2 separate regions of the Homo sapiens genome follow, and region 2 is linked to region 1. Evidence: chromatin loops called from intact Hi-C (ENCODE). Cell type or tissue: thyroid gland. All regions are shown on one strand. Each heading gives the region's core, and the rest is flanking DNA. Links, peaks and the distances in the headings are about the cores only.

Region 1 (16,011 bases), core at 10,862-13,361:
CCTTCCAGACTGGGACAGCACAGACTGGGACAGCACTTTATCAAAGTGGGGCACCTACTTAGAGCAGTGAAGTACACTGAATACAAGTCCCTTAGCAGCAGAGTTACAAGAGGTCTTAGGGCCTGTAGTCCTCATGCAAGATAAGGCCATGGAGCCTGAGGCACCCCCGGCCCCATTCCTGATGAGGCATAATATATAGACAGGTCTAGCCAGAGTACTGCTGCTGCCTGGATTGCTGCTGCAGTCCAGCCTACTACTGACATTATATGGTTTGATACCAAGAGTGGGCAAAGTAGCTAATAAGTTGAGCTCAGGGCAACACGGATGAGGATCACCAAGGAGGTGACACCCATGGTAATCTACACCAATGCTGGGCAGTTTATCAACGCTTAACATTGTGGTTAATTACCTGAAAGTTACAGAATTAGTTAGTCACCAGCCCATGTAGGGCCAGGCCATGTGGCCAGATCTATGAGAGGAAGGATGACCCTCTCCAACCAGGTATGGGGACAAACGGCAATCTGTTATTGCCTGCCCCAATGCCCCTAAAGGTAGGGAAACAAACAAACAAACAAAACCTGGTGTTAGCCATGGACCCTCCAAGCCCCTCACTGCAGATGGTTGGCTATCATAGCCCCCTTGGGGGAGGGTCTGCAGTATGACTTATATGTTATTCCCTGGGTATTTAATGTGTGGCCTCCATGATTGACTGTTCGTAGGGGAATAGCCAGGAAAGGAACCCTCCTCTGGTGGGGGGAACATATGTACTGTCTGTGTGGCCTATTATGAGCTCCCTTGTGACTTTGGCATGGATACAGGACCCAAAAGAACCACAAGCAGCTGATAAGGTGTGGTACCATCACCCAGGGCAGAAGCCCTTGGCAGCTACATTGTTATCTAGAGATAAAAGTTGGCTTGCATTTGGCCTAAGGGACATGATTTACCCTTGTTAGTATCTGTGCCTACTTTGTCATTCTGGCCGTAGGTTGGCATGCTCCAACTGCATTGTGGACTGGGCCCACACCTACGCTGAGGTGACCAATGTCTCCAACTGTTGGATCTGTACTACCCTTCCAGCAGCAGCTGTGGATGGCTTGCCCTGGCACATGCACCCAGCTTCTGTGAAAAACTGGACACGACTAGAAACTTGTGGTTCCACAGACAATTGGTGGGATGCAACACGGCAGGCTTTGGACAGGGGGTGTCGCAAAACCCATGGCAAGCCTGCCCCCTGGCTGACTCGTAGTGTCTATGATGGGTGGGGCTGGCTAATGGGAGAACACGTGGTGCCCCCATCGCAGGTACCACGATGCATAGAGCAGCACTGGGGTGAAGTCACTGTGGGATGGTGGCCTGCTGAGGTTTGTGCAAACATAACATGTCACCACACCAAGGGTGTTGTGGAACAAGCGGCCTTACCAAGGCTGGGCTCCAATGGACTTTGTGCCCCCTGAGAGTTTATGGGTCTGTGGGGCCCATAAACCAAATGGCGATATCTACCAGCCAATTGGACTGGATGTTTTACTTGGGGGTGGTTTTCTGTGCCTGCCACTGTGCTTCCCACATTGCCTAGTTGCCCGAATAACTGGGAGGCACTGCGTTCCCAGTTTTTGCCACCCTCTGGTGGCTCCACCCCTTAGCAATAACTATCCCTGGAGCAGGTGTCGTTACTATAGAAATGCAAGTTACAGCCCTTGCAGAGCACACAGCTCGGGCCCTGAATTACACCCGAGTTGCTCTCCTTTTGCTAACTGATGAGGTTGATCAGATCAGGAAGGTGGTGCTGCAAAATCGGATGGCCTTAAACATAGTCACAGTTGCTCAGGGTGGCACCTGTGCCCTTGGAGGGACACAATTTTGTACATTTATCCCTGACATCCACTAGAACATAATGGTAGCTTTACAAGGGGTGTCACAGGAGATTAAGGCTATTGAGCACCTTACTGATGACCCTCTGCAGAGACAGTGGGTGCCTCTGGGCACTACCCTATGCTGGGCTCTAATAATCATAGGTAACGTAACAGGAATATTTATAGTAGGTTGTTGTTCTCTGTATTGTTGTTGTGACCTATGAGTTCAGGGTGCTGCCCTATGTGCATGGATCCCCACTAAAAGAACTCCCTCATTCCAGGGGGTGGAATGTAAGGCCTGTGTGCCAAGCCTGTTTATCAAACTCGTGTGCCCAAAACTTATGTATAAGGCCTTGTGTGTGTATATCAAGCCTATGTACCCAAAGCTTATGCATATAACCTGTATCCAAGGCCTATGTCTCCCTTGGCCTAGGGGGTGGAGTGTAAGGAACATGGCTGTGCTTTGGTTAAGGATAGGCCGAGGTAGGATGTTTACATCCTGTGTGACTCAGCAGGTTTAGAGCGCAGGCATATAACTCCACTTGTTATCACAGCCATGTAGCCATACATGGGAAGGCCATCAGTTGGCTCTATGCCACTATTGTCTGTAAAATGTATGATTGCCCTGTTGACGTTGTGCTGGTGCACTGGGAGAGAGAGTCAGAGCCGTCCTTTGCAGACAGACGGTGGGGGAGCCAGGACACAGCTTGGCTCACTTGTGCCCAGAGAAACAGTTAAGCTACTGACCCTGAAGCCAAGGGAGAGCTGGCCATGCAGCTGCAGGTGTGGGGGCTGCTGAATAAGGCCATGTCTCATCTACCTGGTGTCTCTCGAGTGTTCTTCCAGCTCCCTGCCCCACATCCACCCACTCCCTCAGCCCTCAGTTGGGCTGGAACCTGACACTGAACACGACAAAGGCTGACCCCCAAATGGTTTTAAATTACAGTAAAACAAAAACCTCCTTCTAAAGGCCTTAAAAATTGGATAATGACTTAGTTTCATTCAAAGGATAGATTTTAAAAGCCCCTTATAGCCATAGCCAGACCTAGAGACCACTCAAATCCATAATGATACTGGAATTATAGAATTTTAGAACTGGAAAGTATTTAGGGGGATAAAAATCCATTAATCTAGTCATTTTACAGAAAATAAAATGAGTTCCAGAAAAGTGAAATTATTTACAAAAGTCACACAGCTAATTAGCTATTAGAGCTAGGACTAGAATTTAGTTATCTTGACTCAAGATAACCTGCTTTTGAAGTATCCTTTTATTACTTAGTTCTGTGACCTTGCTGAGATTTTCTTATATAAAAGATTGGAAATATGTAAATATTTAAATTTTATTCTTAAATACTATTTATTAATACAGAGAAATACTCCTGCTATAATTTTAAGTGACACAATAGTACAACAATTGTTAAGAACAATCCACCTGTGTCAAAGAGACACATACACAAACACACATCCATATACACATACAAGCTTGGAGAAAATTCTGAAAGGATCTCATTGTCCTAGATGGTGGCATTATGGGCAATTATTTTGCAAATGTCACCCAGTGAAGAAGCAATGGTGCCTTTGGAAAGTATGTAGCTCTTAGTTAAGCTTTTATCTGGAAGGTGCTGGAGAAGGTCTGGGCACAGAGCTGGTTGGCTCCATGGTTTTGTGACCTGTGCCATCACATAGGACCCCATGTTCAGAAGGACCCCACTCTTGGTTTAATGCTCTGCTGCCGTGTCTTGAAATTCTTAATAATTTTTTTGAACAAGGGATGCTGCATTTTCACTGTGTTCTGGGCCTAATGATTATGTAGTCAATCTTGTCTGGCAGCTCTTCTCTGGCCCATTCACTGGTAGATGATTGTGGGGTGGTTATTTCTTTAAATTTTTCATTTAAAAAAAATCATATTCATATTATTAAAAATTAAAAAATAGATTTGCAGAAAAATTAGATCACCCTTAGAACTCTCAAGGGCAGATACATTTTAACTAGCATCTCTTCACACATCACAATGATGCTTGGTGTTTAGTCTGAAGGATAAAAAACAATTCAGTATTTTATAGTATAAATTGCTAAACACATAATTACAAAAAAAGTATGCCTGTGAAATTAGGCTATCTATTCCTTGAGAGATGGAATTAGATATTAGTTTTCTATTGCCACAAATGTAGCAATTTAAAGCAAGAGTTTATTATCTCCCAGTTTCTGTAGGTCATAAGTAAGGCCATAATGTGACTGGGCTCTCTGCTCAAAGGTCTCACCAAGCTATAATCAAGGTGTCAGCCTGGACTGTGTTTCTCATCTGAGGCTTGAGGTCCTCTTCCAAGATCAAGTGGTTGTTGGCAGAATTCATTTCCTTGCAGGACTGAGGTCCCAGTTTCCTTGCTGGCTGTCATCCAGGAACTGCTCTCAGCTCCTAGAGGTTGCCCACATTCCTTACTACATACCTGCGTCCATCTTTAAGCCAGCAATGGCCTATATGCTTCAACTCTCTGACTTTCTCTTCTGCAACCAGCCAAGAAAATTCTTTGCTTTTAAAAGGCTCATCTGATTAGGGCAGGTCCACCTGGATAATTAGGTCAACTGTGCCATAAAACGTAACCTAGTCAAGGTAGTAGATACATCAAATTTACAGTAACAGGGTGTGTACAGTGGGGGTAAGTCTTGGGGACCATTTTAGAATTCTGCCTACTACAACTGTCCTAAAGAGACTCATGTGACAAACAAGAGGTTTCTATACTCTACTTCTCTATCCAACCCTATCATGACTTTAATAGTCTTTTCAGCCAGGCACAGTGATGCCCACCTGTAATCCCAGCACTTTGGGAGGCTGAGGCAGGAGGATTGCTTGAGATTAGCAGTTTGAGACTAGCCTGAGCAATATAGCGAGAACTTTGTCTCTGCTAAATAAATAAATAAATAAATAAATTGGGCATGGTGGTGTGTCCCTGTATTCCCCCAGCTACTTGGGAGGCTGAGACTGGAAGATTGCTTAAGTCCAGGAGTTTGAGGTTGCAGTGAGCTGTGATTGCATCACTGCACTCCAGCCTGGGCTACAGAGACACTGTCTCCAAAAAAAAAAAAAAAAAAAACAAGTCTTTGCAATTCACATTTAACTCTAACATCTCTATTTTATAAGTGCATGTTTAAGCATAATAAAAACTGGCCATGACAAATTTGCTTATCTTTGGGGAAAACAGAGATCCTTTTGTTTGCAAAGAAAAAGATTTAAAGAAGAATCTTGCATTCAAAAAGCCTAGTTAGTGTATATCAGTATATTTATTTCATTAAGTTTAATACAACCTAATGAGATAATAAGCCATATACTCAATTTAAATGTATATATTTAAAAATGAAGGTTAAGAACATATTATCTAGATACATATAATCAAGTATAAGATTTAGAAAATATTAACACAATATAATGCAAACATTTGTCACAAATATGCGAATGTTAGCATCCTCCCTATATGAAGTACTCAGACAAATAGAGAAGCAGAACACAAGACCCTGCAAATAAATGACCAAAGAACATGCCCAGACATTTAAGAAGTAGTAGAAATGACTTAAGTCGGATCTCAATGAACTCATATTTATTCGGTGTATAGGATGTGTGAGATGCTGGCATATGGCAAGTACAGGGCTGCTATTCAGCCAAAGGCACTGTTAGGGGGGTTTGTGGCCAGCATCCATTCTTATTAGTTGGTGATTATTATCTGATAGGTTGGTGCCTTGGTGCCTTGTAGTGTTTGTTAAATGTTTTGATTATTAGTGAATGTGTGTCAAATGCTTTATCACCTCGTAGTAGGCTAAATAATGGCCACAGAAAGACATCATGTTCTAATCCCTGAAACTTGTAAATGTTGCCTTGTAAGAAAAATGGGTTGCAGATGTGATTAAGGATCTTAAAAATGAGGGGATTATCCTAGATTATCTGGGCGGGTCCTAAATGCAATCCTTATAAGAAAGGGGCAGAGGGGAATTTGATACAGAGAGAAGAGGAGAAAAGAATGTAACTATGAAGGCAGAGATTGGAGTGATGCAGCCATAAGCCAAAGGCCTGTGGCCATCAGAAGGTGGAAGAGGCAAGGAATGAATCCCCCCTAGGGCCCGCGAAGGACCGTGGTCCTATTGACACCTTGATTTCAGCTCAGTGAAACTGTTTTGGACTTTTGGTCTCCAAAACTGTGTTTTAAGTCACCCAGTTTGTAGTAATTTGTTACAGCAGCCACAGTAAATTAATACAATGCCTAATTCAGTAAATCTTCACAATAATCTCAGGAGATAGGGAATTTCATTATCCCCACTTAAAAGAAAACCACAATATTAAGAAGCTATTTATTCAATTCAGAGCTAGAATTCAAATTCAGGTCTTTCTAATTCAGAGTGGAGGTCTTACCACTATGTTGCATTAGAAAATAAAAATGAGATTCCAGAATTACTCTTTCTGGAGGAAGTGGGACTGGACTAATCCTCCCACTGTAAATAATTTAAAAACTGGACAAAAGATATGAAATAACAGTTTTCAAGCATTGGTCAACAAGCAGTACAGAACTGTGGTCCCTGAGAGAGAAGAAACAAATGAGGAGAGCCTTATAATTGCCTGTACTTTTGCCTGGAGACACATTCCAGCCCAAGGTGCGGGGAGGGGGGGATCCCCCAAACAGACCACAGTAGTCTTGTTGAGTTGAAGGAATGGAGATCAGTTTGGGGAGGCAAAAGTGGCTGGAATTTGCAGGGCAGAGTACCAGAAAGGAAGAAGGTAAATCAAGAAAGAGTTCCAGAAATCTGCAAGGGAGGATGTCCCCTTGAGTCTGTGGTTGAATACTAAGATATACTTGTGTAGGATGAAACCCAGTAAGTCTGGGCAGAGAATGACCCTCGGAACTATAAGCTAAACAATTCCCAGAGCTCACACAAAGCTGGAAGACACTTGAGTCCCAATCAGCCCCAGAGAAACACTGGTTTAATCAACTGGGGAGCAAAGAAGAAAAGAGAAAAGACAATACTTACGTAAAAAAGGCGGAAGAAAAAAAAGGATGGCTACATAGAATAGATAGATATATGACAAAACAAGAAGAGTCAAATGTTAATGGTAGAATCTAGATAGTGGGCATATAGGCATATGCTATAAAATTAAAGGGTTAATAAAAGAACATTATGAAAAACATGCTCATAAATTTCACTACTTTGACCAAATGAACAAAGTCCTCAAGTGACACTAGTGGTTTTTAAATGTCCACACATTTTTTTGACTTTCATTCACCCCAAGGTGGTGTCTAATTCTCCTCTTTTTCAGTGTGGGTTAGACTAGTGTTCTATTTTAACAAACAGAATATGGCAGAAGTAATGGTGTGCCACCTTTTTTTTTTTTTGAGACGGAGTCTCAAGCTGTTGCCCAGGCTGGAGTGCAGTGGCGCGATCTCGGCTCACTGCAAGCTCCGCCTCCCAGGTTCACGCCATTCTCCTGCCTGAGCCACCCGAGTAGCTGGGACTACAGGTGCCCACCACCACGCCCGGCTCATTTTTTGTATTTTTAGTAGAGAAGGGGTTTCACCGTGTTAAGTCAGGATGGTCGTGATCTGCCCGCCTCGGCCTCCCAAAGTGCTGGGATTACAGGCCTGAGCCACCGTGCCCGGCCTCTGCCACTTCTGATATAGGTAACAAAAGGCCTTGTAGTTTCTTCTTTTTTAATTTTTATTATTATTTTTTAAGACGGAGTTTTGCCCTTGTCGCCCAGGATGGAGTGCAAAGGCACAATCTCCGGCCACTGCAACCTCCGCCTCCCGGGTTCAAGCGATTCTCCTGCCTCAGCCTCCCAAGTAGCTGGGATTACTAGCGCCTGCCACCACACCCAGCTACTTTTTAGTAGAGATGGGGTTTCCATGTTGGCCAGGCTGGTCTTGAACTCCTGAGCTCAGGTGATCCACCCACCTCGGCCTTCCAAAGTGCTGGGATTAAGGGCATCAGCCACCACGCCTGGCCTGTGGTTTCTTCTTTGCCCTTTCTCTTGGCTCACTCACTTGGCAAGAAAACAGCTACCTTTTCTTTTTTTAAGGATACTTGATCAGCACTATGGAGAGGCCCATGTAGTTGGAAAATGAAGCCTTCTGCCAATCAGCAATACCTTGAGCCTTTCTATCAGTGAGAAACTGAGGCCTCCTGTCAATAGCCAATAAGGAAATGAGGCTTCTTGCCAAAAACCACGAGTGGGCCACCTTGGAAGCAGATACTCTAGCCCCAGTCAAGCTTTCATATGGCTTCAGCCTTAGTTAACATCTTGACCCATTCTTGATCCTGAGCCAGAACTACTGAGCTAAATGCTCCTGAATTCCTGACCCACAGAAACTGAGATAACTGTTTATTTTTCCAAGCTGTTAAGTTTTGCAATAATTTATTGTGTAGCAATAGATAATTAACACAATCAAACTACCAAAGCTTGCTCAAGAAAAGCTTCACAATGTCCTATATCCGTAAAAGAAATGGAATTCGTGGTTAAAACCTTTCAACAGAGAAAACTCCAGGTCTGGATAGTTTCACTGTTGTATTCTATCAAGCATTTAAGAAAGAAAGAAAAAATGCCAGCTATTAGCTTAATTGTTGCTCCTTTCAAAGTAATATTTCTTTTGGCTTCTTTATACTTTTTCCATCTTTGGTTATCAGCAGTTTTACAATGGTGTAATTTCATGTGGTTTTCATTTTATTTATCCTGTTTGGGGTTTATAAGCGTTCTTGAATCTGAAGTTTGATGTCTTTCAATTTTTTTACAAAGTTTTTAAATATATTTTTTGTATTTTTTTGTTTGTTTGTTTTACCCAAGTCCTGCCTCAGGATCTATCTTTCAATTTTGTAAAGTTTTTAATAATTATCTTTTTTTTTTCTTTTTTTTGAGACAGAGTCTCAATCTGTCCCCCAGGCTGAAGTGCAGTGGTGCAATCTCGGCTCACTGCAAGCAAGCTCCACCTCCCGGGTTCACACCATTCTCCTGCCTCAGCCTCCCGAGTAGCTGGGACCACAGGCGCCCACCACCATACCTGGCTAATTTTTTTGTATTTTTAGTAGAGGTGGTGTTTCACCATGTTAGCCAGGATGGTCTCGATCTCCTGACCTTGTGATCCACCTGCCTAGGCCTCCCAAAGTGCTGAGATTACAGGCATGAGCCACCACGCCCAGCCAATAATTATCTCTTAAACTATTGCTTATGTTTCATTTTCTCTCTCCTCTCTTGGGACATAAATTTCCTCTGTTAGATCTTTTACTAAATCTATGTCTCAACTTTTGTATTTTTATTATTTTGTCTCTCTGCATCATTCTGGATTTTTTTTTCTAATTTGTGTTCATTCACCAATTCTTTCTTCAGCTATGCCTGTTCTGTCAATTCTATCCATCAGTCTCCTAATTTCAAGCATGCTAATTTTCAGTTCTAGTGTTTCCTTTAAAATTTTTTTTAAATTGACACAAAATAATTGTACATATTTATGGCATATATGGTGATATGTTGATACATTTACTGCACAGTGATTAGATCAGGGAAATCAGCATATTCTTCAACTCAAAACATTTCTCATTTGTGTTGGGAACATTCAATATCCTCTATTTGGAAATATATATTATTAACTATAGTCATCCTACAGTGCAGAAGAATGCTAGAACTTATCCCCCCCATCTAGCTGTTTCATTTTGTTTTTAATATAATTTTCAGTTCTTTGCCAAAATTCTTGTAAGTTTAATTTTCTTTTTCTTTTTTTTTTTAAGCTTGTCTCTGAAAACTCCAATATCTGGAGGTCCCTACAGATGTTTAAATAGAAGCTCCTGCTGGTATTCACTCATGTCTCTTTCTGTGGCTACTTTTTATTGTGTGTTCTACAGTGTACCTGCAAAACTGTTTATAGATTTATTTTGAGGCCTAGTTTGTTAGTTTTCTACACTGTGTAACAATATTACCACAAATCTGGTGTGTTAAGAACAAGACACATTTATTATCTCACAGGTTCTGTGGGTCAGGAGTCCAAGCACAGATTAGCTGGCTTCTTTCTGTTTCCTGGTCTCAAAAGACTGCAATCAAGGTGTTAGCCAGAGCTAAGGTCTCAGCTAGGGCTCCACTGAACCAGGATTCACTTCCAAAATAACAAGGTTGTTGGCAATCTTCAGTTCCTGGCACACTACTAGAACAAGGATCTGTTTTCTTGCTGACTACTGGCTAGAGGCCACCCTTAGTTTCTTGCCATGAGGCCCTCTCCAAAGGCTGGTTTACATCATGGCAGCTTGCTTCTTCAAAGTCAACAAGAGTCTCTTAATAAGATGAACATTAGAATTTGCTGTAATCATGTCCATCTCATCATCTTCGTGGTAGTCTATGGATTAGAATCAAGTCATGGGAGTCTCCCTCCACACAAGGAATACCAGGGGACAGGGATCATAGTGGCCACCTTAGAGTCTGTCTGCCACACCTAGGATGTTAATTTCTTCCTGAAAAGCAAATGTAGATTTGCTTCTGCCATGCATCTGAGAGCTCTAAAAACCTTAGATAACCTCAATCTAATTTCAGAAACTGAGGGTATTTGAAGCTGAGCTGCCATCCCTTTGAAGGCCTGCTTACTTCTGGACCACTGTTACTCCTAATGAGTAGCCATTTGGGATCCTCACTCCAAGTAAGGGAAAGGGTTTACCAGTGCAGGCCCCTTCTTCCTTGTCCCATAAGGTTGTCAAAATGGCCATTCAACAGCTCAGCAATCACTTACCACTCACAGAATTGGCCAACACAAGGGAAAACAGCTCCCCTAACAAAGTTTCTGTTTCCTTAGGAATTCTTCATTGTTGCCAGCTCGCTGATGTCTTCAACCAGGTGTTTTTAATTAATTTATTTTTAGTTTATCTTTTTTTTTTTAAGAGATGGGGTCTCCCTATGTTGCTGAGGCTGTTCTCAAACTCCTGAGCTCAAGTGATCCCCTAGCCTTGCCTCCCAAAGTGCTGGGATTAAAGGTGTGAGCCACCGTGCCCAGCCCAGATGTTTTTAAAATTTTGTTCAGCTGCCAGCTTTTCTAGATGTTCTCAGTGAAGATCTAGGACAAATTTCTTGGTCTACCATCATTGTAAATGAAAGCTTTTATTTTTATTTATTGTAGAGATGGGGGTCTCCCTATATTGCCCAGGCTAGTTTTGAACTCCTGGCCTCAAGCGATCCTCCTACTTTGGCTTCCCAAACTGCTGGGATTACAGGTGTGCGCCATTGTGCTCAGCCTACTTTTTTATGTCCAGCATTTGGAGAGGGCCACATGGCAAGAAATTCACTCAGCAAGAAAACAGATTCTTGTTCCAGTAGTTTGCTACGAACTGAATATTGGCAACAACTCTGTTATTTTGGAAGTGAATCCTGCTTCAGTGGAGCCTCAGCTGAGACCTCAGCTCTGAACACATCTGAAACACAGATGTGTTTCAACATAATCTAACCTAAAGCAAAACAAAGATTTTTCAACCTAGAAAAAAGATTAGAGAGTACTAATTATATTGAATATTTCTATTTCTGAAGCTTTCCATAATTTGGAAAATAAAATATTATTAAATACTGCATTTTTATGGCTAAAACATCAATCTAGAAATTAGCATGGACTTATAAAACATTTTAGATCAGTTGATATTTTGCTAATATCCCTATATGAAAGTCTTAAATACTGAGTATTCCTGCAAATTACATACAGTATTGAATTGCTCAAAACTGCATTGCCAAATATAAACAACACACCGATTAAACTAGCTACTGTAGTTGTCTATGGTGCTATGATATGAAGTTAGAATATCTGAAGGACATTAATATGTACTTCACTTCAAACGGAAAGCCTGAAATTGATGAAAACTTCAACAATAGATACTGCATCCCTATCTTTAAAATACACTGGTTTGGGAGGATATTATATAAATTTGGTAGCCTTTTATTCTTATGTGAATAAAGCATCAGACTTTATTTTTTAAGATCTGTAACTACTGGATATACTTTTAAAATAAATATCTGGCTGGCCACAGTGGCTCATGCCTGTAATCCCAGAACTTTGGGAAACCAAGGCAGGAGGATCACTTGAATCTAAGATTTTGAGATCTGTGCAAAGTAGTGAGACCTCATCTCTAACAAAAAATAACAAAACATTAGCTGGCATGATGGCACGAGCCTGTAGTCCTAGCTCCTCAGGAGGCTGAGGTGCGAGCATCACTTGAGCCCAGGCGGTTGGGGCTGCAATGTGCGGAGATCAAGTCACTGCAATCCAGGCTGGGTGACAGAGACCTTGTCTCAAAAAAGGAGGAATATCTAAGAGAATAAAATATGCTTACTTGCTCCAGGAATAAATTAAAAAATATAAACTATCAACCACCTTTAGTGGAGACCACTAGCTGTACCTAACTCAATTCTGTACTTTTTTCCCCAACTTTTCCTGGGCACATGACTACCTGGAATGAAAGCTATATTTTCCATCCTTCCTTGCTATTTACAAGTAAGGCATTATGACTAAGTTTGGCCAGTGACATTTAAATAGAAGTGTTGGGTACAACTTCTGGGAAATTTCTTTAGACAGGGGATGTAACTTTCTCACTGCCCTCTTTCTTGCTGGCCAGAGTGCTGCTGTGAGGGCTAGAGCTTCACCAGCAACCTTGGATCATGGGTTGAATGCCAAGTGCTGAGGTTGGTAGACTAACACAGCAACCCTGAAATACTTACCTCTGGAATTCTTTCATGTGAGAGGAAAAAAAAATTCTCTCTCTTTTTTTTTTTTAAGCCTCTGGTATTTGGGGTTTTAGTTTTATGCTGCTGAACCTAATCTTAAGTGATACACTTTTCAATTGCTGACATATTAATCCTTTATTAGAAATTGTAAATGAGAAATTATATCAACACCTGAGGACCAAACTACAACAGAATATTCCATAGGCTCAAGATTTTGAGACATTCTGGAAAGAGTTTTCTGTAAGGTATATCCTTTCCGTGGCATGGCAACATCATCATTCTTTAAAAAGGTGACTGGACAGACATCATTTCCACCATCACCAATATAAACAATTTGTGTATAATTCACTCCCTGTTGTAACTGTTTATCTACAAATTCTATCAAAACTACCTTTTTGCAAAGATTCTTTGGGCATCTATTGCAAGAATGAGTATGATAATTTTCAACAGTGAGATGACCATTGCTATTAAAAGCTGCTGGATTTGTAAACACTTTATCAAATATGTCATGAAAACTGGCAGCTTCTAAAACCCAATCTATGAAGACCGAATTTGAATCTGAAATAATAATGCAGTCAAATTTATCCTTATTCTTTCTTATAAAGTTGAAGAGTTCCACCATCCCTGGAGTGAAAGGCAATGATGTCACTGCTCTTTTCATTTCATGTTCTCTTACACCCTTATCTCCCAAATACTTAAAGACTCTGCCCATAAATTCTGTCCAAAATCCTTTTCGATAAGAATCACGTAGTTCAATAGGAAGCTTTTTGTTGGGAGCACATTGTACAATCCAAGTGTCACTATTGTCATCTATGATTGTATTGTCAAAGTCAAAAACTAGCAAAATTTTCATGGTTCCAGAAATAGATTTGGATTACCCTGAAAAAGAAGAAATATTATTCCCTAAACAAACTCTGTTTACATATCTAGCTAAAATACTTATTTAATAAACATAACTAAATGTTAATCTGCTAAAGGGAGGAATATAAACAAAGTAATTAAGCACTTCAAGACCACTACCTAACCACTTTTCTCTAAGAAGCAAAGTTCGTATTTGAGTATTTTAAGTGGAAAACAAAATATATAAAAAGGACATTCATAGTATTATTGTGTTCCTGGAGGTGTGTTTCTTATAGAATTTATAAGAAAGAAAAAAAAGCATTTCTTACTATCATTAAATTATCAATCAAACCACACTTATTTTATTAGATTAAAATATTTACAATCCTCATATTAAATAACAGATCATGTATAAAGGACTCTCTGTGTACTAACCAAAATTCTGAACAAATTTAACATAACATGAAATCTTGGAAGATGTAAAATAACTTTTTAAGAAAAGGTATTTAGTAACAAAAACAAGCAATGGGGAAAGGATTCCCTATTTAATAAATGGTGCTGGGATAACTGGCTAGCCATATGCAGAAAACAAACTGGACCCCTTCCTTAACACCATATACAAAAATCAACTCAAGGTGGATTAAAGACTTAAGTGTAAAACCCAACACTATAAAAAACCTAGAAGAAAATCTAGGCAATACAATTCAGGACACAGCAAAGGCAAAGGTTTCATGACAAAGATGCCAAAAGCAAATGCAACAACAGCAAAAATTGACAAATGGTATCTAATTAAACTAAAGAGCTTCTGCACAGCAAAAGAAACTATCAACAGAGTAAACAGACAACTTAGAGAATGGGAGAAAATTTTTGCAATTTATCCATCTGACAAAGGTCTAATATCCAGCAACTATTATAAAGTTGAAAAGTTCCACCATCCCTGAAGTGAAAGGCATCGATGTCACTGCTCTTTTCATTTTATCTTCTCTTACACCTTTAGCTCCCAAATAGTTAAAGACTCTGCCCATAAAATCTGTCCAAAATCCTTTTTGATAAGAATCATGTAGTTCCTTGATAAGGAACTTAAACAAATTTACAAGAAAAAACAAACAGCCCCATTAAGAAGTGGGCAAAGACACAAACAGACAATTCTGGAAAGAAGACAATACATGTGCCCAAGAAATATATGAAAAAAAAGCTCAACATCACTGATCATTAGAGAAATGCAAACTAAAGCCACAACGAGATACCATCTTATACTAGTCAGAATGGCTATTATTAAAAAGCCAAAAAATAACAGATGCTGGCAAGGTTGTGGAGAAAAAGGAACACTTTTACACTGTTGGTAGGAGTGTAAATTAAATTAGTTCAACCATCGTGGAAGACAGTGTGGTGATTCCTCAAAGACGTAGAGGCAGAAATACCACTTGACCCAGTAATCCCATTACTGGGTATATACCCAAAGGAATGTAAATCATTCTATTATAAAGATACATGCAAGCGTATGTTCACTGCAGCACTGTTCACAATAGCAAAGACATGGGATCAACCTAAATGCCCATCAATGACAGACTGGATAAAGAAAATGAGGTACTTATACACCATGGAATATTATGCAGCTATAAAAAGGAATGAGATGATGTCCTTTACAGGGACATGGATGGATCTGGAAGCCATTATCCTCAGCAAACTAACACAGGAACAACAACAAGAAAAACCAAACACCATGTGTTCTCACTTATAAGTGGGAGCTGAATCATGAGAACACGTGGAAGGGAATAACATACCCTGGGACCTGTCAGAGGGTGGGGGTGGGAGGAGGCAGAGCATCAGGAAAACAGCTAGTGGATGCTGGGCTCAATACCTAGGTGATGTGATGATCTGTGCAGCAAACCATCAGGGCACACACTTACCTATGTAACAAATCTACACATCCTGCACATGTACCCCTGAACTTAAAAGGTGGAAATCAAAAAAATTAAAAAAGTATTTAGCTTAAAATCAATTTCTAAATATCAATATTATAAGTAAATGATTGCTGACACTCTATATGATATTCTAAACAAATTACCTGAGAACTGGAGGCCAATTTAATTCTTCCAAACTAGAAGTAACTTGGTTAAGAGTTTTCACATGTTTATTTATAGCTGCTCTAGATAGTTTAGCTCTGGGGTGCCAAATAATTTGAATACACCTGAGTAATCATACTGTTTGTGGTGTGACAATTACTTATGTCTCTGTTTTCATTAGAATATAATGAAGGTGATTAATTATAAATCTCAAGAGAAAAGGAAAGAATAAGCTGGTCAACTGATGGTAAGAATAAACATTATTTATAAAAAATAACTATATAGAATATCCAGAAAAGGATATAATTAATGTGTGTAAACAGATAATAATAATAATTTTGAGAGTCATTATATGTCAGGCACTGACCTAAAAACTTTGCAATATCATACCATTTAATTGTCACAACCCTATTAAGTAGGAATCATTATTATCCTCATCTTAAAGATATATAAGCTGGATCTTGAAGTGGTTAGGTGTTAGTAAAGTGCCAGAGCTGGAATCTTAGGTTGATTTGATTCCAGACTTCATGCTTTTAAGTAC
Region 2 (15,376 bases), core at 8,011-10,510, 100 kb after region 1:
AAGACTCTGTCTCAAATAAATAAATAAATAAATAGCTATAAACAAGACTGAATTGTACACTTACAAATGGTTAAAATGGCAAATCTTCTATATGTTATAGTACAAAAAAATTTTTTTTAAGACTGAAGCTCTCTAAAAATTGAAGTTATTTCCTTTAAAAAACAGAACACAGAAGAAGGGTTACCTACGAAATAGGAAGATATAAGGAGTAACAAACATTTAGAGGGAAGATTCTGAGAATATATATATGAAGGATTATATGAACTTAACATAGGAGTTTTGGTTAGTGCAGGAAAGATTTTATTTAAAAGAGGAAAATAAATTATAATACTCTGTTGAGAATGTGGTGAAATTAGCATTTACATACTACTGGTGCTACAGTAAACTATCCTTTCCTTTTGAAAATCAACATAACAATATATATGAAAAGGCTTAAAAATGTGTAAATAGTTCATTAAGTAAACTTCTTAAATATTAAAACTGCATCAAATGATAGGCACAACAATGTTCATTGGAGCAGTTTGAAAAACAGGAAGCAAACCAAATGTCCCAAAATAAGATTAATAATGCACAGTACTTTCAAGCAAGAGATTAACATGTAGCCATTAAAAAGCTAATATTTAGTGATGTGCAGAGATTTATATTATAGCCAAAAGTTGACTATAGAACGACACTCTACAAACATTTTTAATGCACAGAAAGATGCTCTGGGAATGGGATTTTTGTGTGTGTGTCTTATCTGTGTTTTCTTTCTTTTTTTCTTTTTCTTTTTTTACAATGAAGAGGTAATTATAAGTTGTTTTATTTGTTTGTTTCTGAGATGGAGTCTTGCTCTGTAGCCCAGGCTGGAGTGTAGTGGCACGACCCTGGCTCACTGCAACCTCCACCTTCCTGCCTCAGCCTCCCGAGTGGCTGGGATTACATGCGCCCGCAAGCACACCCAGCTAATTTTTGTATTTTAGTAGAGACTGGGTTTCACCATGTTGGCCAGGCTGGTCTCGAACACCTAACCTCAAGTGATCCACCCGCCACCTCGGCTTCCCAAAGTGTTGGGATTACAGGCATGAGCCACTGCACCCAGCCATAAGTTGTTTTGTTTAAAAAGAAAATCAGAGATCCACATTATGTGCAATTGGTTGAATAAACTATGGTATACACAAACAATAGAGTACTATGCAGCTGCAAAAAAGAATAAGAATGATCTCTATAAACTGTTATGGAGTATTTTAAGGATATACTGTTAAGTGAAGAGTGAAACAGTATACATGGTATGCCATCTACGGTGTAAGAAAGGGAAAGTGAGAAAATGTATACATGTATTTGCTTATGTTTACAAACAGAAATACAGGAAGATAAACTGGAAATTAGGTTGGTTATTAACATGTATAGATGGAACTGGGGTGAAAAAAAAAAGGAAATGGGAATGGAGTGGAAGGGTTGGGTGGGAGAGACACTTCACAGTATTCTTTTTGTTTTGACTTTGGAAATGTTACTATTTCATAAACTTAAAAAAATGCAAAAAAAAAATATCAAAACTAGGTAGGAAGGAGAACAAAATGAAATATAACCAGAAAGGAATAAACCTAACACATTTTGAGTGAATCACAAAGCCAAACCAAAAAAGAACTAATTTAAGTCACTTTTAAACTTGGTGTTTAACTACCTACACTCAGTCTAAAAACGAAAATAAGGATAAAGAAATAGTGAACTCTAGTTAGTTGGTCTTTCTTTACAGCAGTATGGGATGGCAACTGTTCATTCTAGGAATCAATAAAGAACAGAAATGTTGAAGATAATCAGGCGCCAGATTTCTCACTGTTGAACAGTTAACAAATACAGAATAGGGAAATGACAGAATAATCCACATGGTACTGACAGATTAAATTCCTCACAGAACAAGAGATTTCAAGGCTACCGAACAGAACAAACCTATACCCATAAGATAGGATTTTAAAAACAGGCATTACTGACAACAGGCCTGGTCATAATTTTTTTTGTAGTTGGAATTGGAAATCCTTAGCATTTGGAGGTTACAAATAAATTTTAGTGAGAAGGTGAATTCACAAAGACAGAATCTATGAATAGTGAGAACTGACTGCATTTTATTCTTTGTAATTAAGTAATTTACGGAGAAATACTCTGTAAACATCTAGTTTCTCACTGAAATCACCCCTCTAAATTTAGCATCAATAGAAGATTCTTGCCTGGGTCAGTCATTACTGTGATGATTACAAAATGGTGACTTTTCTAACTCCACCATTCCGTTTAAATTTATTAGTTGACATTCTAATAAGGGAACAGCTTCCCTTCTCTCTCATTATTTAATCATTTATTTATATCAGTGTAGACTGCTGGTTCCTATTTGACCATAAACTGATATTACTGTTACTTATTTTGATGCTGAAATTATCCTAATTTGGCTAGTGGGAAACCTTTAACCTGGCTCCTGTGTTCTCTTGACAAGTCTCCATTATTTCAAAACATTAGCAGAACAATTTAACTTCCCCTCTATAACAATTTTCCCTCTTCAACAATTTTGGCCAGGTGCCATAGCTCACATGTGTAATCCCAGCCTGGAGTCCAGCCTGGGCAACACAGGGAGACCCCGTCTCTACAAAAAAATTAAAAAATTAGCCAGGTGTGGTGGCACACACCTGTAGTCCCATCTACTTGAAAGGCTGAGGTGTAGAGGATTGCTTGAGCCAGGGAGGTCGAGGCTGTGGTGAGCCATGATTGCAACACTGCACTCGCCTGGGTGACAGAGCAAGACCTTGTCTCAAAAACAACAACAAAAAAATCAATTATTTGTTCCCCTTCCTTCAACAATTCCGTCCCTCATAGATTCCTCTCCTATTTATTAGTAATCAATGGCAGGCACACAGAGAAATGACAGACCAAAAACGGGATTTTTTTTTTTTTTTTTTTGAGACAGTCTTGCTCTGTCACCCAGGCTGGAGTGCAGTGGCGCAATCTCAGCTCACTGTAAGCTCCCCCTCCCGGGTTCACGCCATTCTCCTGCTTCAGCCTCCCAAGTAGCTGGGACTACAGGCGTCCGACACCATGCCCAGCTAATTTTTTTGTATTTTTTAGTAGAGACGGGGTTTCACCGTGTTAGCCAGGATGGTCTCGATCTCCTGACCTCGTGATCCGCCCGCCTCAGCCTCCCAAAGTCCTGGGATTACAGGCATGAGCCACCGTGCCCGGCCCAAAAATGGGATGTTTTAAATCATCAGATAATAAATACTTACATGAAGAACTGTGAACCATTTGTATCCTTCCCTCTGTTGGCCATTGACAAGAGAAATTCTTTGTTGTGTTTAACAGCGAAACTCTCGTCTATAGAGAAGTAAAGTTTTCAGTTACATTATAGATATAACCTCCAAAAAAATTTCATCTTCACTTCTATTCATATCTGATGTATTATTTAGTGCCACACACAACTTACTTAGATAATAAAGTTAGGTTATGAAAGAAGAGAATCAAATATGAATCAATTTCCCCTCTCATCTTTTTTTTTGAGATGGAGTCTCGCTCTGTTGCCCAGGCTGGAGTGCAGTGGCCCAATCTCGGCTCACTGTTAAGCTCCACCTCCTGGGTTCACGCCATTCTCCTGCCTCAGCCTCCTGAGTAGCTGGGACTACAGGCGCCCATCACCACGCCCAGCTAATTTTTGTATTTTTAGTAGAGACGGCATTTCACCGTGTTAGCCAGGATGGTCTCAATTTCCTGACATCGTGATCCGCCCGCCTCGGCCTCCCAAAGTGCTGGGATTACAGGCATGAGCCACCGTGCCCAGCCTCCCCTCTCATCTTTTTAAGATTCAAATATTATTAATTTTCTATTATTTGCTTATAAAACCCAAATATTATCTCAATCCCCTTCCTTTCCATTTATATTTGTCCTTCACAATTTTTGGAAAAGATAACACCACTTTATTTAAATAAAAAAATGAAACTATCTTTAAAAAGCAAGAAACAGCTGAGCACAGTAGTGTGGCTGTAGTCCTAGCTACTCAGCAGGTTGAAGCAGGAGGATCACTGGAGCTCAGGAGCTTGAACCTAAAGTGCACTATGATCACACCCATGAAAAGCCACTGCATTCCAGCCCGGGCAACACAGTGAGATCCCATCTCTTAAAAAAAAGAGTGAGACAGTCCAGATTAGATTCTTTTACATTTCATCTGTTTCATTTCTGAGCACACAGAGTATTATTTAGTCTGGACTCATTAACTTAACCTCTGCCATAGCATCACTTACCGCAAAAGGAGGAATTTGTTTTCCAATCTTGGGTTAGAATATTAAGAACAAATCATGTAGAATTTTAAACAACATTTCACTAAATGTCAAAAGTGAAGGATGAAAAATATTAAATTATTTCCACATTAAATATGCTTATAGACCATTTTCCAAATGGTCTTCACATCAACAAAAAAATTCCAGCAAGAAAACTTAAATTTTTGGAAAATATTATAGTCAAATTTTAGAATATCAAAGATTTTTTAAAAATGTTCATAGAAAAAATGACCTAAAATTTGGATGTTGTAAGAAATATTGCTGAATCTCCTTTAATAAAAGTTAAGATTGACCTACGGAAGTTCCTATTCTATCATTAAAATTCTAAGAATTAAGTACAGATCATTGAAACCCTTTCAAATCATGTTGTAAAAATGTCCTAAGAAGAAAAAATACCCATCTGTATAAAAAGCAATTTTTTTTACCAGAAAATTAACCTTCAGATTAGTTGAAGGCAGCTAGACATTAGTATACCCTTTAATGAATAATGTTATTGATTCCATAGAGAATAAAATAGAATAAAAGACAAAATATTTAAAACATAATATAAATGTAAACATTTTTACCTTCAAAAAATCCTCCATAGATAGATTCCCCTCCTCGTCCATTTCCTAAAAATGAAAAACATACTCTTATAACTCTCAGTAAGCTCCTCAAAGGTGATACCTAAACAAAATACTTCTTGTAAAGTAGATTTTTGAATAATTTTGAATTAACAATATTCGAAGATTGCAGCAAATCATAAAAGATATTAATGTCAATAACGACAAGGTCCCAAATTACTTTCTTTCCCCTATGCTATGATAGCAAGAATGTGACGAAGACTATTAAAATATATTTTAAAAAAGAACTTTCAGATTCTAATTATGATTATGCAGGTCTTGCAACAGGTTAACATTTTTTCAAAGTTTTTTAAAACTATAGTTTTGATATTTTTACAATAAAAAAGTAAAAATTTTTATTGTAGTAAGGATTACCACTTGTGACAAAATCAAACAGAAACACTTGACAGATTACTGAGATGAATGCAGTGTTGTTTTGTATCCAGAAGCCTATTTCTGAAATTCATGTGTCAAAGGCAAAATTATTTTCTATGAGCTTCCTTCTTTTTTTTTTTTTTTTTGAGACAGAGTCTTGCTCTGTCATTCAGGCCGGAGTGCAGTGGCACAATCTCAGCTCACCGCAACTTCCACCTTTCGGGTTCAAGCCATTCTCCTGCCTCAGCCTCTCAAGTAGCTGGGACTACAGCCACGTGCCATCATGCCCAGCAAATTTTTCTATTTTTAGTAGAGGCAGGGTTTCACCATGTTGGCCAGGCTGGTCTCGAACTACTGACCTCGTGATCCGCCCACCTCGGCCTCCCAAAGTGCTGGGATTACAGGCGTGAGCCACCGCACCCAGCCTATGAGCTTCCTTCTTTTACATATTTCTATGAGTACTTCTAATTGACCAAAGATTAAATGGAGTGAGAGTGACAAGAATATTGGACTAAAACTTCTAGGGACTTGTCTAACTTTGAGATCTGTGATATTTAACAGAAAATAATACATGATTTTTCCAAGTCTCACCTTCACTGAAGTCACCACCTTGAACCATAAAATCCTTGACAACTCTGTGAAAGAGACAACTCTTATAATGTAATGGTTTCTGAGTTGATTTCCCGGTCCCCTTTTCACCTATAGAGATAAAAAAATAGGACATTTAATAGAAAGGAAATCAAAGTAGTATGAAAGCAAAATAAATGTAAAATATGCCCCTCTTGAACCCTGCAGACTTAAAATCATATTTTCATTCCTTTCAGGAATTTTTTTTTAAAAATTCATTTAAAAAATCACCCACGTTATTTCTGGAGAATGTAGAAATCACTCTCAAATAATATACCTTTACAACTAATGTTTGGTTTTAGGTTTTTTTTTGAGACAGAGTCTAGCTCTGTCACCCAGGCTACAGTGCGGTGGCACGATCTTGGCTCACTGCAACCTGCGCCTCCTGGGTTCAAGTGATTCTCCTGCCTCAGCCTCCTGAGTGGCTGGGATTACAGGCACCTGTCACCACACCCGGCTAATTTTTTTTTTCGTAGAGACTGAATTTCACCATGTTGGCCAGGCTGGTCTCAAAATTCCTGACCTCAAGTGATCCACCCACCTCGGCCTCCCAAACTGCTGGGATTACAGGCATGGGCCACCACACTTGGCCTCTATTTTTTTAATTGAGACAGGATCTCACTCTTGTCGCCCAGGCTGGAGTGCAGTGGAGTGATCTTGGCTCACTGCCACCTCCGCCTCCTGGGCTCAAGCGAATCTCCCGCCTCATCCTCCAGAGTAGCTGGGACTACAGGCACACACCACCATACCCAGCTGATTTTTTGTTATTTATTTTTTTGAGACAGAGTTTCACTCTTGTTGCCCAGGCTGGAGAGCAATGGTGCGATCTTGGCTCACTGCAACCTCCATCTAGGGTTCAAGTGATTCTCCTGTCTGAGCCTCCCGAGTAGCTGGGATTACAGGCACCCACTACCACGCCTGGCTAATTTTTATTTTTTCAGTAGAGATGAGGTTTCACTATGTTTGCCAGGCTGGTCTCAAGCTCCTGACATCAGGTGATCTGCCTGCCTTGGCCTTCCAAAGTGCTGGGGTTACAGGCGTGAGCCACCACGCCTGGCCGATTATTTGCATTTTTAGTAGAGATGGGGTTTCACCATGTTGGACAGGATTGTCTTGAACTACTGACCTCAAGTGATCCACCCACCTCGGCCCCCCAAAGTGCTGGGATTACAGGTGTGAGCCACCATGCCCAGCCACACCGTGCCCAGCCATAATATTTCTTTCTTTTTTTTTTTTTAGATGGAGTCTCGCTCTTCTAGCTCAGGCTGGAGTGCAATGGCACGATCTCGGCTCACCGCAACCTCTGCCTCTCGGGTTCAAGTGATTCTCCTTCCTCAGCCTCCCAAATAGCTGGGACTACAGGCGTGCGCCACCACATTTGGCTAATTTTTGTATTTTTAGTAGAGATGGGGTTTCACCATCTTGGCCAGGCTCGTCTGGAACTCCTGACCTCGTGAGCCACCCCCCTCGGCCTCCCAGAGTGCTGGGATTACAGACATGAGCCACTGCGCCTGGCTGCCCAGCCATAATATTTCTAAGAATTACTTTCACGCCCTAGTCACTGCTGTGTAATCTTCATGTTAAGAGAAAAGTAATATGCATGGAGAAATCTAAAATAGAGTAAATAAAAAATTAAAGCAAGCTATGCCAGGTGTGGTAGCTCACACCTGTATCCCAGCTGAGGACGCTTATGTGTAAGGATTGATGAGCCCAGGAGTTCTAGTCCAGTTGGACAACGTTGCAAGATCCTGTCTCAAAAAAAAAAAAAAAAAAAAAAAAAAAACCAAGCAAGCAAGCAAGCCATAGTCAACTGAGACTACTATTAGGGCAGTTGAAAATGTGAACAAACCTGTACAAAGACAACGAAAGTTCTCGCATGTTTTGGGGCACACATCAGAAAATAATTCAAAGACAACTCTTCCAGCTGAAAAAGAAGGTAGTTGGTTAAACTTCTTTACTAATTTAAAATATTAAACACCCATTTATAAATGTCAACTAATATTCTTACCAGGTTGATTGTTAATGGCAATGTCAAAAAAACATCGAGGACGTTGAACCTTTATTCCCATGGCTCCAATACTTAATCTGTGAGTAAAATACAGTTTCAGACAAGCAGACTAAAATAGCAAAGATCTTTCACAAATTTCTGGAAAAAAAATTCTGTGAAACAATATTAGAAATATAGTTTGAATTTATTTTGATATTTATTTCTATGAGGTAAATCACATGGATTATTAGTGCTTTCTTTTTAGAGATTAGATTGCATTTTGTGAAGCAATTAGAAAAGACTTGAAAGTTAAGCCTTAACCATTATTATGTAATCAACTTTCTATTTATCAACCGGAATACAGATTAATAGCTCAAACAGAAAATTGTATTTACTCTGTATGATTAGTGAACTCAATAAGCAGATTACCTTCAAATGAAGAAAAGACCAAAAAAAAACAAGGACAACTGATCCCTGTGCTCCTAGAAAACAAAAATGAGAGTTCTGATTAAAATGTGAGATTTTTAAGAAGCAAAAATCATGTAAGAAGAAAAAGAATAGTATATAGTTAATATACTATTTAACTATTGTTAAATAGTATATAGTTAATATACTATTTAACTATTGTTAAATAGTATATGTGGTAGATTTACATTTTGAGTAAAAGCACATTCAATTTTACATATGAGGGTACTTGCTGATTCTGAGCAACAGCCTTTACTGATATGCTGGTATAGACACAAAAAATACCAAAGAGATACTCTGTGTAACAGCTTTATTTCCATAACAGAAAGCTATTATTTAACAGACATTATTTTGATAAGGCATTTTATTTTAAGGACTTAAAATGCTGAATCGTAATACTTGGTGGAAGATGATACTTACCCGTAGAAGAAACAAAGGCACTAAGTGTAAATAGTATCCAAAATGATGGACTCTAAAAATGACAGTTTCATATGCTATGTACGCTATGTTATATTTCAATAAAAATTTACTTTATTAAAAATAATTAATATATCTAAGACAAAACTCTTTATTCTTCTACCTCCATTCCCTTGAATACTCAGTAAACATTATCATTGTCCAAGCCAGCTGCTGAGGCTGAAAACCTGGGGGTCATCTTCGGTTCCACTTTCCCTCATACCTCATTATCCAAACCATTAGGAAGGTAATTTGGCTCTAGCTTCAAAAACTATCCCAAAAGTTCTCATTACCTTTACCATTATCATTTCTTATCTAGGCTATTCCAATAGCCTCCTAACTGGTTTCTCTTATTTTACTCTTAATTCTGTACTGCCTCTTCTGCACAAAATAGCCAGAGTGGAATGATTCTTTTAAAACACAAACCTTATCATATCCTTCCCCTGCCTAAAACTGTCTTACTATTCATCTGAAAAGTTTTAGCATGGATTTTAAGGCTCTAGACCAGCACTGCTCAATAAAAACATGAGCCACCCAGGTATAAAATTTTTCAGTAGCCACATTTTGACAAACAAAAACAGGCTAATTTTGGGCCGGGTGCGGTGGCTCACGCCTGTAATCCCAGCACTTTGGGGGGCTGAGGCGGGCGGATCAGGGTCAGGAGTTCGAGACCAGCCTGACCAACATAGTGAAACCCTATCTCTATTAAAAATGCAAAAATTAGCCGGCTGTGGTGGCGGGTGCCTGTAATCCCAGCTACTCAGGAGGCTGAGGCAGGAGAATTGCTTGAGCCCGGGAGGTAGAGGTTGCAGTGAGCCAAGACTGCACCACTGCACTCCAGCCTGGGGGACAGAGCGAGACTCAAACAATCAAACAAAAACCAGGCTAATTTTAATATATTCTATTTAACTCAGTATGTACAGATTGAATATCCTTTATAGGAAATGCTTGGGACCAGAAGTGTTTCAGATTTTTTTTTTGAATTTTGGAATATTATCATACACGAGATATCCTGGGGATGGGACACAGTTTAAACACAAAATTCATTTATATTTCAAACATACCTTATGCATACAGCCTGAATTGTATGTGTAATTTTATACAACTTAAAAAATAATTTTGTGCATGAAACAAAGTTTGTATTAAGTACTTATGTGTGAAATTTTCAATTGTGATGCTCAGAAAGTTTACATTTTGGACCTCAGATTTTCAGATTAGTGATGTTCAACTTGTACAACCAAACTATTACCACTTCAAAATATACTAAACAAAAATGTTACTGAGTTTTTTTTTTTTGTACAAGTCTTTGGAAATCCAGTGTATATTTTATCCTTGAAGCATATCTCAATGTAGACTAGCCACATTTCAAGTGCTCAAAAAGCACATGTGGCTTGTGGCTACTGTAATTTCAATTATACGGCTCTAAATATTTTAGCTCCTGTTCACCTCTAGGCATTTTCCTCAACTTTCATTTCCTAACATCTTCTAATATTTTCCTCAACTTTATTTCAGCTACATTGGTATCCTGCTTGTTCCCCCTGCCACCCAACAGCCTACTCTTTCATCAGGTCCTTTACATTTGCTGTTCTCTCCACCTGGAATGCTCTCAAACCATCTTCACATGGTTCATCCCTTTGTTGCTCAAGTATCACCTTCTTATAGAGGCCCATTCCTAGTCTACTGTATTCAAGAAAGGAGCTCTCATCCTCCTAACACTTTACATCCTCTTATTCTGCTTTATTTTTCTTCCAAGCATTTATTGCTAATTGATATTCAATTTTTATATCCATCTTCTCTCACTAGAATATAAGTTCCATGATGTGATAAACCTGAATTTTCAGTCTTATTCTTACTGCTCAAACAGTGCTTGGCATATGACAAGAAATCAGTGTTTATTAAATGAATGAATAAATGTGAGAGGATAGGCATAAGTGAGAATGTAAAATTGCAGTAACAACAACAAAAAAATGGAAACACTCAAAATATCTTACAATGGGGAGAAACTGAACAAATTACGGTATAAAATGCTATTTAATACTATATGGCAGTTTCATTGTAACACAAGCCAAGAAACCTACTGTTTAGTTCAAAAGAAACAAAAAAGTAAATTGTACATAAGTATTTCTTTTAACACCATAAAACAATACCCTATTTCTACAAAGAGAGATCTTGAAAATACTATATATACCAAACTCCTCACAGAATCTCTGCAAAAGGGACTGAGTCTAGGAATGGAAGTCATTGGGGGCCTTCAGCTTTACGTATAAGGTTTGAATTTTTGCAATAAGAATATGTTCATGTATTAGTTTTTCAACTTAAAATTCATAAAAGTTTAAAATGTATCTGCACAGTAAAACAAAATAGGAAATAAATGAAAATATTGAGTCTATCTCTAAGTAAATGAGTTATAGGTGATTTTTATTTTAGTTTTTGCATTTCCTAGGTTGTATACAGCAGACTTATGAAAGAAACTCAGGTAAGCATGTAATTTAAATCTTCAATTATATATTTTTTTCTTTTTTCTTATTTTTGTTTTTGTTTTTCAATGACATTTTTAAAGTGTCTCACTGTCATGATTACTACATCATGATTGAGCATCCTAAATCTGAAAACCCCAAATCTGAAATTTTCTGAGTGCCAAAAAGACACCCAAAGGAAATGCTCATTGGAGCATTTTGGATTTTCAGAATTGGAAGGTTTAACTGGTAAGTATATTGCAAACATTCCAAAATCTGAAAAAGTCAGAAATCCGCAATAATATGGTCCAAAGCATTTTGGGTAAGAGGTACTCAACTAGTGCTGCTGTTTAACATGTAAAGAGCTTAGGAGGCTGGGAGCAGTGGCTCACACCTGTAATCCCGGCCCTTTGGGGGGCTGAAGCAGGCAGATTGCTTAAGTCCAGCTGTTCGAGACCAGCCTGGGCAACATGGCAAAACCCTGTCTCCACAAAAAATACAAAAATTAGACAGGCATGGTGGCACATGCCTGTAGCCCCAGCTACTGGAGACGCTGAGGTGGAAAGATCACTTGAGCCAGGGAGGCGGAGGTTGCAGTGAGCCAAGATCAAGCCACTGTACTCCAGCCTGGGTGACAGTGAGACCCCGTTTCAAAAAAAAAAAAAAAATTTTTTTTTCCTCTCACAAAATGTGTACCTCCCCACAAAATAGAAACTAAGAAAAGTACTTGCGAATATTTACCTGAACCCTGGATATGAAACAGCTTTTTAGATTCACTAATGAAGTAAATAATGGAGATAAACAGATTTGAACTTATGAAAAAAATTATTTCTATTTGTCTATGTGAAATTAAAAAGAAAAAAATTGGGGAAAATACATTGTCATAGTTGCTGAGAATATTAATTTTCTTAAGCAGTGCTTAGGAATGGGGGCACTAGGGCAATTCATTGAGTAGGGTTATCCAACTCACTGCAGAACCTTAAGCAACCCTTGCCCTATTAAATATCAGTCACTGTGACAACCAAAACCTTTCACTGTCTGTCTATCAAATTAAAGCTCAAAGGACACCTAAGGGTGTATGAGCAGAGAATTCACAAAAAGTGAAATAACAAAAAAAAACATAAAAGGCACCAGCAGTTTTGATAAGCAACTTGGCATTACAGGCCAAGAATCTTGAATATATTCATATTCATTGTACCTTTTAACATTTTACTAATTCTATGTACTGGAATATCTGTAAAGGCAACCATTTAAAATAAAATAGTCCTTGGGTTTTTTTTTAAATAACAGTAAGCACAAACAACTTAAATGTCTAACACAATAGTTAAGTAAATTAGTTTGTGATGGACTGCCTAAGAAAATAAGCTTTTTAAAATAACATGAAAAAATGTGTTAAATGCCACATGAAAAAAGATAATTGTACAGTAGTAAGAATTACTTAAAAAATACCCCCATGAAATGAAATACTATCTATGAGAAATCATAATCTTACATATTAAAATTACAAACGTAACATTTTTTCACCAATTGGATTGACAAAAATAAAAAATGACCTCATTTATTGTTGCTGCTGGTAAAGGGATAAACTGATAGAATTACTTGATTGCCAATTTGACAACAAATATCCATATTACAAATGCATTTAAGACTCTCTGACTCAGTAATTCCACTTCTAGGAATTTACTTTATGTACATCCTTACACATTCGCAAAATAAGATATGTGCAAGGTTATTCAATGTACCATAATTTGTAGTAGTAAAAGGCTGTAAACCTAAATGTCCATAAAGGAGGAACAGGTTATAGAAATATAAACCTGTATTTATATAAATATAAATATTTACCTATATTTACATAAATATATTTACCTGTATTTATATAAATATATTTACCTGTATTTATATACATATAAATATTTACCTGTATTTATATAAATATAAATATTTATAATACTTTGATAAATGTATATATAATTTGATATATAATACAAAATAATTTAATAAATATAAATCAGGTATACCACTGTATACCTGTAGAAAGTACAAAGCTATTAGAAAGAATGAGAAATCTGTTCATTTACTGCTGTCTCCAAGATAGGGAGAACTATTTCCTAAAATCTGTAAATGTTAACTTATTTTGTTAAATGAAAAAGAAAATAAGCCAGGCGCGGTGGCTCATGCCTGTAATCCCAACATTTTGGGAGGCCGCTTTGGGTGGATCACAAGGTCAGGAGATCGAGACCATCCTGGCTAACACGGTGAAACCCCGTCTCCCCTAAAAATACAAAAAAATTAGCCGGGTGTGGTGGCAGGCGCCTGTAGTCCCAGCTACTCAGGAGGCTGAGGCAGGAGAAAGGTGTGAACCCGGGAGGCAGAGCTTGCAGTGGGCCAAGATCGCGCCACTGCACTCCAGCCTGGGCGACAGAGCAAGACTACCTCTCCAAAAAAAAGAAAAAGAAAATAAAAGGCTAGATGCAGTGGCTTACACTTTAGAAGGCTGAGACAGGTGGATTGCTTGAGTCCAGGAGTTTGAGACCAGCCTGGGCAACATGGCAAAACCGTCTCTACAGAAAATATAAAAATTAGCTGGGCATAGTGATGCATGCCTGTAGTCCCAGCTACCTGGGAGGCTGAGGCAGGAGGATCATTTGGGCCCAGGATGCGGAGGTTGCAGTGAGCTGAGATTGTGCCATGGCACTCCAGATTGGGCGACAGAGTGGGACCCTGTATCAAAAAAAAAAAAAAGGTTGCCCAGGCATGGTGGCTCATGCTTATAATCCCAGCACTTAGGAAGGCTGAGGCAGAAGGATTGAAACACCAGGCTGGGAAACATAGGGAGAACTTTGTTTCTATTTCAAACAAACAAACAAACAAACAAACAAACAAACAAACAAGCAAGGTACAGAAGTGTGTAGGATATACTGTCTTTGTATATTTTTAAAAGAAGAGAGAGCTGGGCGTGGTGGCTCATGCTTGTAATCCCAGCACTTTGGGAGGTCAAGGCAAGTGGATCACCTGAGATCAGGAGTTTGAGAGCAGCCTGGCCAACATGGCGAAACCATGTCTTTACTAAAAATATAAATAATTAGCTGGATGTGGTGGCGCACGCCTGTAGTCCCAGCTACTCGGGAGGTTGAGGCACAGAATTGCTTGAACTCAGGATGCGGAGGTTGTGGTGAGCCAAAATTGCACCAGTGCACTCCAGCCTGGGTGACAGAGTGAGACTCTGTCTCAAAAAAAAAAAAAAGAAAAGAAAAGGAAAAAAGAAAAACGAGAGAAAAACGAAAGTGGGGCCAGGCATGGTGACGTGCACCTGCAGTCCTAGCTACTCAGGAGGATCAGGTGGGAGGACTCTTTCAGCCGAGGATTTTGAGGCTGCAGTGAGCTATGGTAGCATCACTGCACTCCAGCCTCAGACCATCTCCAAAAACAAAATTAAATTAAATTTTACAAGTATGTATTTGCTTAACAAAAAGGCATCTAGGGAGAGAGAAAATGGGTAACTGGAAAAGAGGGCTAAGATTTTTCACTTTATAACCTCATATTTTCAATTTTATACCACATGAATATATTATCTATTAAAAATTATTATAACATATCCCACTCCTAGGTATACACTCAAAAGAAAGGAAATCATATATCAAGGAGATATCTTCACTCCTATGTTTATTGCAGCACTATTTACAATATCCAAGATTTGGAAGTAACTTAAGTATCTATCAACAGATTACCAGATAAAGAATATGTGGGCTGGGTGTGGTGGCTCCCGCCTGTAATCTCAGCACTTTGGGAGGCGAAGGTGGGCAGATTACCTGAGGTCAGGAGTTCAAGACCACCCTGGCCAACATGGTGAAATCCTGTCTCTACTAAAAACACAAAAGTGAGCTGAGCGTAATGGCGCATGCCTGTAGTCCCAGCTACTCTCAGGAGGCTGAGGCAGGAGAATCGCTTAAACCCGGGAAGCAGAGGTTGCAGTGAGCTGAGATTGCGCCACAACACTCCAGCCCAGGCAACAGAGTAAGACTCCGTCTCAGAAAAAAAAATGGACCAGGAGAGATATTAGTGCTGGTTGCGTGGCTCCAAAGGCAGACACTGTTGGGGGACTGCTGCATTAGGTGA

What was found. A loop is a pair of places that touch in the nucleus more often than their neighbours do. Peaks named below come from ENCODE experiments on the same cell type or tissue, not always from the same donor. Only the 100,000 strongest peaks of a DNase experiment are listed, where the experiment ranks them.
Region 2: a loop joins it to region 1, with 4 times the contacts of the local background. A loop is called at or near these places in 2 of 110 quality-filtered maps.

What each region holds. Positions count from the first base shown.
Region 1 is chr2:169,698,378-169,714,388 of GRCh38, reverse strand. The region is part of intron 3 of PHOSPHO2-KLHL23 (PHOSPHO2-KLHL23 readthrough); the gene reads right to left. It overlaps PHOSPHO2 (phosphatase, orphan 2), which reads right to left. Exons shown (of 4, transcript NM_001008489.4): 4 at 12,681-13,443. The coding sequence starts at 13,417. The coding sequence ends at 12,692. It overlaps LOC124906089 (a long non-coding RNA gene), which reads left to right. Exons shown (of 2, transcript XR_007087289.1): 2 at 1-7,020. Among named protein-coding and RNA genes, the nearest start is that of PHOSPHO2-KLHL23, 12 kb to the right of the region's middle. In thyroid gland, for the core only: no CTCF peak of the experiment used is centred there; no DNase peak of the experiment used is centred there.
Region 2 is chr2:169,596,631-169,612,006 of GRCh38, reverse strand. It overlaps PPIG (peptidylprolyl isomerase G), which reads right to left. Exons shown (of 14, transcript NM_004792.3): 2 at 8,313-8,365; 3 at 7,905-7,981; 4 at 7,746-7,820; 5 at 5,861-5,968; 6 at 4,859-4,903; 7 at 3,249-3,336. The coding sequence starts at 7,965. Among named protein-coding and RNA genes, the nearest start is that of PPIG, 20 kb to the right of the region's middle. In thyroid gland, for the core only: no CTCF peak of the experiment used is centred there; no DNase peak of the experiment used is centred there.